Regions from separate parts of the Homo sapiens genome. Here regions 1 and 2 are each linked to region 3. The links are chromatin contacts, found by Hi-C or POLR2A ChIA-PET in ENCODE. All regions are on one chromosome and are shown on one strand. Each heading gives the region's core, a stretch centred on a gene start or an enhancer-like site at or near the end of the contact. The rest is flanking DNA. Distances are from core to core; before and after follow the strand shown.

Evidence for each region. A loop is a pair of places that touch in the nucleus more often than their neighbours do. ChIA-PET counts read pairs that join two places held with the same protein, here RNA polymerase II (POLR2A). Pooled maps may share reads with other maps.
Region 1: a loop to region 3 is called in a map of PC-9, with 4 times the contacts of the local background. The contact joins the promoter of DDN-AS1 here to the promoter of CACNB3 in region 3. A Hi-C loop is called at or near these places in 1 of 168 maps with a recorded cell type or tissue (PC-9) and 7 of 50 pooled maps. POLR2A ChIA-PET finds 5 or more read pairs at or near these places in 4 of 52 experiments (HCT116, K562, activated CD4-positive, alpha-beta T cell and 1 more).
Region 2: a loop to region 3 is called in a map of naive thymus-derived CD4-positive, alpha-beta T cell, with 10 times the contacts of the local background. The contact joins the promoter of KANSL2 here to the promoter of CACNB3 in region 3. A Hi-C loop is called at or near these places in 3 of 168 maps with a recorded cell type or tissue (chondrocyte and naive thymus-derived CD4-positive, alpha-beta T cell), 6 of 37 single-sample maps with no recorded cell type and 16 of 50 pooled maps. POLR2A ChIA-PET finds 5 or more read pairs at or near these places in 15 of 52 experiments (GM10248, H1, HEK293T and 9 more).

What each region holds. Positions count from the first base shown.
Region 1 is chr12:48,996,457-48,999,818 of GRCh38, forward strand. It overlaps DDN-AS1 (DDN and PRKAG1 antisense RNA 1), which reads left to right and starts at 1,891. Exons shown (of 2, transcript NR_147179.1): 1 at 1,891-2,234. It overlaps DDN (dendrin), which reads right to left and starts at 2,919. Exons shown (of 2, transcript NM_015086.2): 1 at 2,623-2,919; 2 at 1-2,210. The coding sequence starts at 2,831. The coding sequence ends at 284. RefSeq lists silencers at 511-900, 1,101-1,190, 1,741-2,200, 2,850-3,144 and enhancers at 1,551-1,620, 3,290-3,362.
Region 2 is chr12:48,680,511-48,683,844 of GRCh38, forward strand. It overlaps KANSL2 (KAT8 regulatory NSL complex subunit 2), which reads right to left and starts at 1,728. Exons shown (of 10, transcript NM_017822.4): 1 at 1,677-1,728; 2 at 872-1,131. The coding sequence starts at 1,122. RefSeq lists an enhancer at 1,426-1,695 and silencers at 1,776-1,985, 2,026-2,075.
Region 3 is chr12:48,816,501-48,820,107 of GRCh38, forward strand. CACNB3 (calcium voltage-gated channel auxiliary subunit beta 3) reads left to right here and starts at 1,996. Exons shown (of 13, transcript NM_000725.4): 1 at 1,996-2,474. The coding sequence starts at 2,430. It overlaps LOC101927241 (a long non-coding RNA gene), which reads right to left and starts at 432. Exons shown (of 3, transcript XR_245978.4): 1 at 260-432. RefSeq lists a silencer at 1,794-2,263.

The sequences.
Region 1 (3,362 bases), core at 641-3,140, 180 kb after region 3:
CTCTCTGCTCAGCTCCACACCCAGTGCATCAGCCCCTGCGAAGAGCTCACCCTTGTGCCCTGAACATAACAGACATTAATTAAATCTGCTCATTCTCACCTCTCCTGAAACAAAATCATTAATGGGCATATGCTTCCCTTCCTTTCATTTATATTTCAAGGATGAGAACAGGTATGGGTAAAGATACAAGGAAAAGAGAAGCAAAGGAAGTCTGTGGGGAAGAATGGGGACCAGTGGACCCAAGGATGGATGCGTTGGGGACACAAATACAAGAAGGGGCCTCTCACTGCCTCTTCCTATTTCCCTGTTGGGTCCCTCTGATGTCCCTCACCCCGAAGAGGACCTCCTCGGTTTGGCTTATGACATCTAGGATCTCCCCGACACTGTCGCTCAGTTCCGCTGTCTTCCCATCTTCCTCTGGCGAACTGTTTCCAACCTCGGGCAGGGTCCTCTCATTCCGCCAGGAGGCGCCCGGGGCTTCTGTGTCGCTTCCATCAGAGGAGCCGCTATGGACGCTGAGCTCCTCAGCTTCGTCCGTGTCCGAGTCAGGGGCTGTGTGGCGGCGGATACGGGACACGGCTTCTCGCAGGGCCCCGGCGTAGGGCCCTGGGGTCCGCGCCCAGCCCCGGCCGGCGCGCCGCTGGACCACCGCCACTTCCGACCCCTCGGCTCTGCCCTGGGCTCCCGAAGCTGCTGGGCCTAAGGCTTGGTGCTCTGGGCTACCTGGCTGCGTGGGGGCGTCCCGCAGGTTTACTTCGGGGGCCGGGAGCCCCAAGATGCGGAAAGTGCGCTCCTCCAGTGTGGAGTCCCCCGGCCTCCCGCCCTCAGCTTCGCCCCCGCGGCCCCCGCCGGGCTGGTGTAAAAGGCGACTGCTCGACAGCCGCTTTTGACAAGGGGAAGGAAAGACCGTGGCCCCTTCACCCTCCTCCTTGCCGGGCTTCGATTGGCTGGGGGAATCCCCCACCACGCGTGTCACCCCAGAGGGCAAAAGCTGCACCTGCTGGGTTCGGGGGGTTGGAACATATTGGGATCGTATCACTACGCACGTGGCGTCAATGACAAAGACGCCTTCCCCACGGGACAGGCCCTGGGAACTGCGGGGCAAGGTGTGGGCACGGCGGGTCGCCTTCCAACCCTCCAGGGTCTCCGGTCCTGCCCCCTCTCCAAGACCCAGAGATTCTCTCCATCCGGTGCCTCCGGGAGCCCAGGGTCTGGGGAGTGTCTGGCTATGGCGGGGCGGCTGCTTTTTAGGGGAGGGAATCCAGCATTTGGGAAACCAGATCTGTTCTCCTTCTTTCCCTTCCCTCGAGCCCTTGAGGTGGTGCCTGGATCTGGGAGCGGGATGCGGGGCACAGGGAGCCGCAGTTGCAGACCCCGCAGGAGCTATCTCGGTGCCTGCGCTCCCTGTAGCTTTGGCTTGGGGATGGCTGTCGCTACCACTGTTCAGGTCAGCAGCAGCCAGCCCCAGGCTTTTCTCCACGACCCCCTTGCCGGGCTCTGGCCTTGCTCTGGCCGCTCCACAGCCTGGGGATCCCCCCAAGAGACCTTGCCCCTGTCGGAGACCCCAAGCCCCGAGGACGTCCCGGTAGATCCGAGGATCCAGCCTCTTCTTTGTGCGCCCTCCGTCTGTCCTGGCTGGAGTCGCAGCTGGGGCTGATGAAGTGGGCACCTGAGAGTTCCCGGGGCCTCTCTTAGTCCCCAAGGTCCTATGGGGGCCTTCGTAAGAAGGTGGAGCCACGTAGGGTGGCGGCCGGTCCCAGCGGCGTCGTGGGGCGGTCCCGGCAGAACCTCTCAGCAGCAGGTGAGCCTCGTAGCTTGGGGGCCCGGGCCGCCGACCTCCCCAGGGCCCCGCCCACGCCGACCCTGGGTCGCTCTGCGGCTGCGCGGATGGACGGGGCGCTCGCCCCACAGGCGCCAGGCGCTCCGGCCGCAAGGGAGCAGGGAGCCCTGCCAGCTGGGCCACCCGAGGGGCGTTGCGGGGCTCCGGGCGGGGTCGACCCGGGGGGCTCCGTCGGGCCCCACCAGCCTTGCGCCTTTTTCGCTCGGTCTCCTTGGCCTCCCGCTCCTGCGACGCCGCTTTCCTTTTCTCTTGCTCCCGAGCTCGGACCTCGGCCAGGGGCCCCGCCCGCCAGTTGGTCGCCTCCTGCAGCACCCTGGAGGCCCAGGGCCGGCGGGGCGGCGGCTGTGGGGATCCCGGGCGCGGCCCACACCTGGGACAATGAGCAGGAACCCAGGTGAGCAGTTTGTGGGGGAAGGGAGCCGAGGTCCGGGGAGCTGGGAGCACTGGAGACCACTTGGGGCAGCCATGTGAAGGGGTGTGTGTGAGTGTGTGCGCGTGTGCACGTGCGTATATGTTAGGACTGAAGTCGAAGCGGGACTCCTCGCCATCTCTCCATGCACACTTTAACAGCGTCTGCCCCATCTCACCTCCTGCCCTTTCTCACACCCACTTCTGTTCCCCCAAACAACGGGATGAGTCAGGCCCCAGCCCTCGGGAGCGGGCAGAGGTGGAAGGCGTGGGAAAGAGAAGGGGGACCAGCAGTGCTCGCTGGTGCCTGCGGGGAGGTCCGGACCCCACTCCCCGCCCCACCACTCTCTTCCCCTCACCCCTGCTTCACTCACGTGCGGTTCTGGAACCCGCGAGCCCAGTGGCTGGCCTGGAAGTCCATGGGCTGTCGAGAAGGGGCGCGGCGACTATAATGACAGGAAATAGTCTTCACTTCTATCACCAATAGCTTGGACTTCTGCACCCAGAGGCAGCTGCCAGACTCCTCATCCTGGAGCTCCCGGGGGCTGTCAGGCCCCTCGGAGAACAGTGGGCCATCCAGCATCCTGCCCCACCCCACCCCGGCCCCCCACCCTCCCACCCGCCCCAGGAGCCCCCTCCCAGCCCAGGGAGCCGGCGCCCACTGCAGAGCCGCGGGCCCGGGGACTGGGAACTATATATACCCGGGCACACGTGTGTGTGCCTGTCTCTGTGTGTGCGCGCGCATGTGACACCGCGCGGACTGCTCCGCGCTGCTACCTCCCCCATGTGCACGGCCGCCCCCTGGGGCCCGGGATTGGACGCCCCTTCCCACTGCTGTTGTCCCCCAAGCCTGATGGGATCGCACGAGTGGGCGGGGGAGGGACTTATGATTCTTGCCAAGCTGACAGTGCCCCCTCCCCCGCCCCTATTTCTTCAACCTTCCTGCCGTTTTAACCCTTTACTCTCCTGCTTGTCAGGTTGCCTGACCACCAGGGTTCTGCCCCTGGCTTCCTGCCTCAGATTTCAGTTTCCCCAACATAGAGTGATGAGATTGGAACTCAAGGTCTCTGCCTGCCACTCTGCTGGTTTCCATGGGGCTGGGGTGCAGGAGGGG
Region 2 (3,334 bases), core at 478-2,977, 140 kb before region 3:
TATAAGATACGTAAAAAATTATCTAGTCAGGTTATGTTTTTGCATGGATACCTTTGCATACATGATGAAAACTATGAAGCCTCTTACAGAAGAATACACACATATATAACTTTGCATGTTATTTAACAAAATTCATGGACAGCCAAATAGAGCCACACACCCCTCCATTAAGAAGAATTTTAGGGGCCAGGTGCGGTGGCTCACTCCTGTAATCCCAACACTCTGGGAGGCCGAGGCGGATGGATCACCTGAGGTCAGCAGTTCAAAACAAGCCTGGCCAACATGGTGAAACCCCGTCTCTACTAAAAAGTACAAAAATTAGCCGGGCATAGTGGCGCACGCCTTAAGTCCCAACTACTTAGGAGGCAGGAGAATCGCTTGAACCTGGAAGGAGGAGGTTGCAGTGAGCCGAGATCTCCACTGCACTCCAGCCTGGGGAATAAAGCAAGAATCTGTGCGCCGCCCCCCCGCCAAAAAATTAACTTTAGGGCCGGGCGCGGTCGCTCACGCCTGTAATCCCAGCACTCTGGGAGGCCGAGATGGGAGGATACCTTGAGGCCAGGAGTTTGAGACCGGCCTGGTCAAAATAGCAAGACCCCATCTCTCTTAAAAAAAAAAAAAAAAAAAAAAAGACTAATTTAGAATATGCCTTTATTTTACAGATAAGGGAAAAGAACCAAAGAGGTGAACTAAGTAATCCAACTCAAGGGTCTTTCCAGTCTTCACCGTTTTTTCAGTTTTCCAAGGATACAACCATAACCCCAAATTTACAAGGACAAAATCTCAAACGCGGCAGCTATGCTGAAGCCCGCATCATATCACATACCCCCTCGCTTTAAGAAAAACGACATATATATCTATACATATATACCCATCTTTCTTCTCTGGCTTTGGGGCAGCATTGGGACATCTTTTTCCATTCTTCGTCGATATATAACTACACTGCTTGAAGGGTGCATTCTTGTCTTCAAGGATATGCTTAATGCAAAACTCCTGCCCCTCCAGACGAGGGTGAGAGCATGGACGATGAGTGAATGCACAAGACAGAGGTTCCTGAGACCTGGGCACTGGAGTGATCCTCCCCCGATTGGTTGGCAAGACGTGAATCCGAATCCTGTTCATAACCAAAACCTGCGGGGTCAAACGAAAGACCAAAAAGCCCTTACCCTTCCCGAAAATTCCTGCTCCACACAGATCGCGCGGACAGTTTCCAAAGGACATGCAGAAGTCGTCCCCGTAAGGTACGCTCCGTAAGTCCCCGCCGCCCTCCCCAAGTCTCCACAGGCATCTGTGGCTTTGCCTCCCTTTAGCGTGTCCCTCCATGCCCGGCCCCACCCCGAACCACACCACGCTGAATGTATCTTCAGGACTCGCACAGCTGCAGCACGAAGGGAAGCGACAACACCAGCCCCACGCGGCGGCCACGCCGCCTCCCCGCACGCCGCCTTTGTCCCGGCCTGCCTCAGAGCGCACGACTGGGCCTGGCCTCGGAAGCCTATGCGAGCGCCATTTTGTCCTACGGCTCCAGTCACCGGAGATCCTGGCTCCTGGAAGCCTGCAGGAAGGAGACTGACTCTGACACTGCTTTGAGGCGGAGTAGCAGCTCTGAGCTGACAAAAAGAGCGAAATAGCAGCCCAACCGCAAGAGCTTAGAGGAAAGAGCACCGCCATCTTACCTCAGGAGCTGCGCTGCGCCGCACTCTGCCGCGCCGCTCGCCCTTCTCTAGTGGCGCCAGCGGCTCTCAGATCGGCCTCGCCCCTTTCCGGACTCCTGGCTACTCATTGGCTACCGCTCGTATGACAGGATGTCGCCATTGGCCGAGACCAACTACCTATCGTGTCTGGGAGGGCGGAGCGCTGAGAAAATGCGAGGTTGGGGTGGCTAAGACAGACTGTCTGTCAGCAACTCCGCCCGGAGGAGAGTGAGCCGGGGAAGGGGGCGGAGAGCGGGCTGCGGGGCGGGTTGCCAGCTAATATTTTTCCACCTTGCAGCGTGGCTCGTTTTCCGGCTACTTTTGGACCCTCAGTCTGTGGTCCTAGGCTGCTGTTCCCTCACCACTGTACACAGCTAGTATAAAATCAGACAGACAGGCCGGGCGCGGTGGCTCACGCCTGTAATCCCAACACTTTGGGAGGCTGAGGCTGGCAGATCACCTGAGGTCGGGAGCTCGAGTCCAGCCTGAGCAACATGGAGAAACGCCGTCTCTACTAAAAATACAAAATTAGCCGGGCGTGGTGGTGCACGCCTGTAATTCCAGCTACTCGGGAGGCTGAGACAGGAGAATCTCTTGAACCTGGGAGGCGGAGATTGCGGTGAGCCGATATCGCGCCATTGCACTCCAGCCTGGGCAACAAGAGCGAAACTCCGTCTCAAAAAAATATATAAATAAAAAATAAATCAGACAGAGGCTGGAGGATCACTGTTTACACATAAAAAGTCTTTAGCTTTCTTTTGTGAACAGTTCAATACATGTACTGAACATTTGGTATAGAGAACACTGAGAAACATTTTTTGGGTGTTTACTGATTCTGGGAATTACATGTATAAAGTCATTGAATTTTTCAAAGCAACCCTAAGAGGTACAGGTTAGTATTATGTCCATTTTACAGATAAGAGGACTGAGGAACAGAATGGGACCATAGCTATTAAATGGGAAAGGAAGACGAATTTGAACCCAGCCCGCATTCTTTATCCCTTATTGCCTCTTATATAGTAAAGAGCATTGGACTGAGAATAAGGAAATATTTGTTCTAGTTTAGGGCTGCTTCTCATAACTGTGTGCCCTGTCTTTAAAATTCCATGCTAAATAATGCAGGTATCATAAAAATGACAGACACAATACCAATCATACCATCCTTTAAGGATTTTTAGTTTAAAAGCATCTTTCTGTCATCTCCACCACTTGTAGAAATGATTCCTAGCTTTCTTCCCATAACCCTTCTAGACATTTTTTGCTTTCCAGCATCTCTTATCTCCTCACTGTCAGTTTAAGAAAGATGTTTTATCCATGCCTAACGAGCAAGTGAGCATGAGTCCCAGTGGAAGTGAACATAAAGATTCCACAGCCCTCAAGAAAAACACTAAGGCTGGGCGTCATGGTTCACCACTGTAATCCCAGCACTTTGAAAAGCTGAGGTGGGAAGATCACCTGAGCTCAGGAGTTCGATCCCAGCCTGGGCAATATGGAGACACCTCATCTCAAATAAATAAATAAATAAATAAATAAATAAATAAATAAATACACTATAGGACCGATAAATTATTAAAAAAAAAAAAAAACCTTGGGGGTTGTGCTGTTTCCAGAGACTAGAGCAGCCCTAGAAGAAGGCCTGA
Region 3 (3,607 bases), core at 746-3,245:
TTAGAACTAGAGTAGGCAGGTGTGGGTGAGAAATGAAAGGAACATTGGGTAGCAACCCAGAGATATGAGAAGAAGGAGGGAAGCTCTGAAGCTACTGCAGGACCCAGGGGATGGGCCCAGGTATGAGGAGCTTGAACCCATCTCCTGGGGATGGTTGGCATGGCAACACATGCCTCAGGAGCAGACTTAGACAACCTTGTCGCAGGAGATTACAAGGAGTGTGAGGAAGGAGTGCTGCCGATGGCAGATCCGCTGTTACCTACAGCCCCAGGACCTTCTGTGGGTGGAGAGAGTCCCAAAAGGAGAGGCCAGGAGAGTGGATGCAGGGATGGGAAGAGAAACAGCTGCCTCCACCACTGCTTTCTTCACTAGAGCCATCTCCCAGGAGAAGAGCACCTTGAGGGTCTTACTCTTTGACACCTCTCCAGGCCCCTGAAAGAAGGAATTGAAGAGAAAGGATGAAAGAGGGGGATACAAGGAATACTGCGTAACTGGGTGAGGGCACAAAAGTGGGCAGTGTCTGGGAACTTCCAATACAGAAGAATCCAGTATATGACCAAACCCCAGTTGGTGCTGGACTCAGGAGAGGAGACAGTCCCTTCAGCCACAGGGGCTGCAACAAAGTTGTTTGTCAAACCCAGCATGAGGAAGGTGCTGGGCAGGGCTGCTCTGGGCCACCCACAGTAGACAGACTAAAGATGTCAGTCTGAAGATGCAGCTCTTCTTTGTCTTGCCAAGATAACACCGATAAGTGACCCAGGTGGGAAGCCACTTGGTTTGGGTGGGCTTTCTCTCTCCCATGCACAGTGCTTTCTACCATAGATCTTACTAAGCCATGTCAGAGTTTTGGATTTCTGATTCTCCTCAAGCCAAGGAGGGATGAGCAGATTGCTGAACTCCCGGGTGTGAGAAATTGGGAAGGAAAAGGACTGAGCTCAGGGCCAAGAGCATGGGCACCAGGAGGCCTCCAAGTGTAACCCCTGTCTACGCACATCCTCCTCGTGGGGCACAAAGGTAGGCAGTCAAAAATCAAAGAAGGAATTTTGCTCAGGAGATGAAAAAAGGAAAGAGCTCAAATGGGTGGATCTTTGGGGAAAGTTTCCTCAAGATAAGGGCTGCGGCTCTCTTACCCCAAATCTCAATGCTCCTGTAAAGGAGACTGAGTGGTGCAGAGTGGTACAAGCCCTTCTGCTAAGGGGAGAATCTGGCCTTACCCTAGTGACTCCGAGGAGACTGGCCCTTTCCTCTCCCAACCCGAGTGTAGCCAGGATCCCACCCACAACTATCCCCCTACCTCCACCCTCTGGCTTCTTTCCCCTTCCCTTTAGGCTCACCTAAAACAGCCCCTTTCTGCCCCAGTTCCCACGGATGCCTTGGCACTGTCTGGCACAATCCTTGGCAGGGAAGTGGGGAAGGGAACCCCCATCCTGGCAGGACTAAGACAAAATCTATCCGTGCAACAGGTGTGGGGAGGCCTACCCAGCTCACGGAAAGTTCCCCCCTTCTCAAGGGTTGGGCAACACCGCCTTTGCCGCAGCGTCCCCGTACTGAGGGGGCCGGGCACCTGTTGGGGCAGGAGCTGCCGTCCTGTCATTAGCCTGGGGGCACCAAGCCCATTCCTCCCCGGGACCACTGCGGGGTTTGCTTTCGGAGCCTCCGGGACGCACGGGCCCAGACCCGCCCTGCTGTCGCCTGGGACCCCTCCCCCGTCTGCCGCTCGTTCCCGCGCCTCTTCTGTCTCCCACGGTCTCCCCATTTTCCTGTCCTCTCCGTCCTCCCTCTGCCTCTCTCTCTCCGGTTTCCTCGACACCTGCGCCCTCTCCAGTCTCCGCCCGGGTCGCGTCTCCCTCGCGGTCTCAGCGCCCCCTCCCTCCCCCGCCGCAGCCCTTTGTTTCCCGGCGGAGTAGTTCCTGGGTTGCCGAGCGTCTCTGTCTCCGCATCTCTCCTCGCCCCGCCTCCTCCCTGCCTGGATCCGCCCTGCCCGCAGCCTCTCCTCCCCTTCCTCCCCGCCGCCACGGCCCCGTAGGTGCTCGGGGACCCACCTTCCACCTAGCACGGGTTCGTTCCCCTCTCCCGGCCTGGCCCGGGCTCCCCGGTGGCCGCCGCCCCCTCGCCGCCCCCGCCTTCTCCCGGGGAGGGGGTCAGGTGGGCGGGCACTATTGTTGTAGGAGCCGGCGCCAGATTCCTCAGCCGCGCTCGGGGTGGGACCGGCTGGGTTTGGGGGGGTGGGGTGGGGGGAGCGGTGATCTGAGCTCCGAGCAGCTGGTCTTCGCGGCTCGCTCCCTCCTTCGCGCTCTCTCGCTCCCTGCCGCCGCCCGCAGGGCTGCGGGGCTCGGTGGCATCTCCCGGGCGCGGCCCGCAGTCCTTGCCCCTGCCTCCGGGCCGCTCCCGCCCCCGGCGCCGCTCGCTCCCCCGACCCGGACTCCCCCATGTATGACGACTCCTACGTGCCCGGGTTTGAGGACTCGGAGGCGGTGAGTGCCCACGATGAGGGTGGGGGCGGGGAAGTTGGGGTGACACCTCCTCTCCCTTCAACCCTTTCCCCGGTTCAGGACTTTGAAAAACGCCTCAGTGGCAGGGCAGGGTTTGTAGGGGGGCGCTCTAAGAACGTGGGGAGATGGATTTTCATGCCAAGCGTTCCCCAGCGACCCAGACTCAGACCCTGGGGCATCGGGTGTGTGCAGAGAGGGGGCAGTATAGGGGAAGGGCTCAAGCAGGTGGCTCCACGGCCCAGGAAAGAGGGGTGGGAGAAGGCAGGGCTGGAGGCCGAGGGCACAGAGGCTCTGGAGAGGGAACACGCCATGTCTGGAGTTCCAAATTCTGGATTTCTGGGGTCTGAACACAACAGCTAGGAGAGCCGCCGAGGTGGTTGGGGAGGCAGACATTCTAGACCTCTTGTGCCTCAAGCAAACGACACATCAGGGAGCTGAGAGGACATCAGGGAGCCAGGGGCCAACCTCTTCAGACAGACGGATCCTAAAACTTGAGGAGCTCCATTATTCCCTTCCACCCCCTCCATCTCTGCGCATTGCCTCATCTCCTCACCCTTTCTCTAGCCCAGTTTCTCTCCCAGGCTGAAACCTGGGCGCCCAGCACATGGGTAGGCCAGGTGACTGAGCCCCATCTATTCCACAGCCCCCTGCTGAGGCTTCCTCTGCAGCGGGCATCCTGAGCTCTTGCCCAGCATGGAGGGCCTGGAGGTGAGGCCAGAGGAGCTGAGGGCCTGGGGATGGAGAGGAAGCGCTTTGCTCAGAGAAACAGGCAACCGATAAATATTTAATTCTCCTCTTTGCTTTTATCTCCTGACCCACTGAGACAAATCAGCTCATTAAGCAGTGATTCCCGGAGCTCAGACAGCAGGGAGAGTGCCTGGAAAGATGGGGCAAGAATGCGGAGCAGCTTCTCAGCCCCTTGGAGCTGACAACTTTCCCTCAAATGTCCTGTAAGAAGGCCTCCTTAGGAGTGGACCACTAGATGGCTTGGAAGGGGCCCCAATAGGTTGGAGCACCCCTGGGTCGGAAAGAGGAGTTCATGTTCAAGTCTTCTCCCATCACTTACTGCCAGGCCCAGGATAGATGAATGCTGATGTTCAGAATAGGCAACTGTC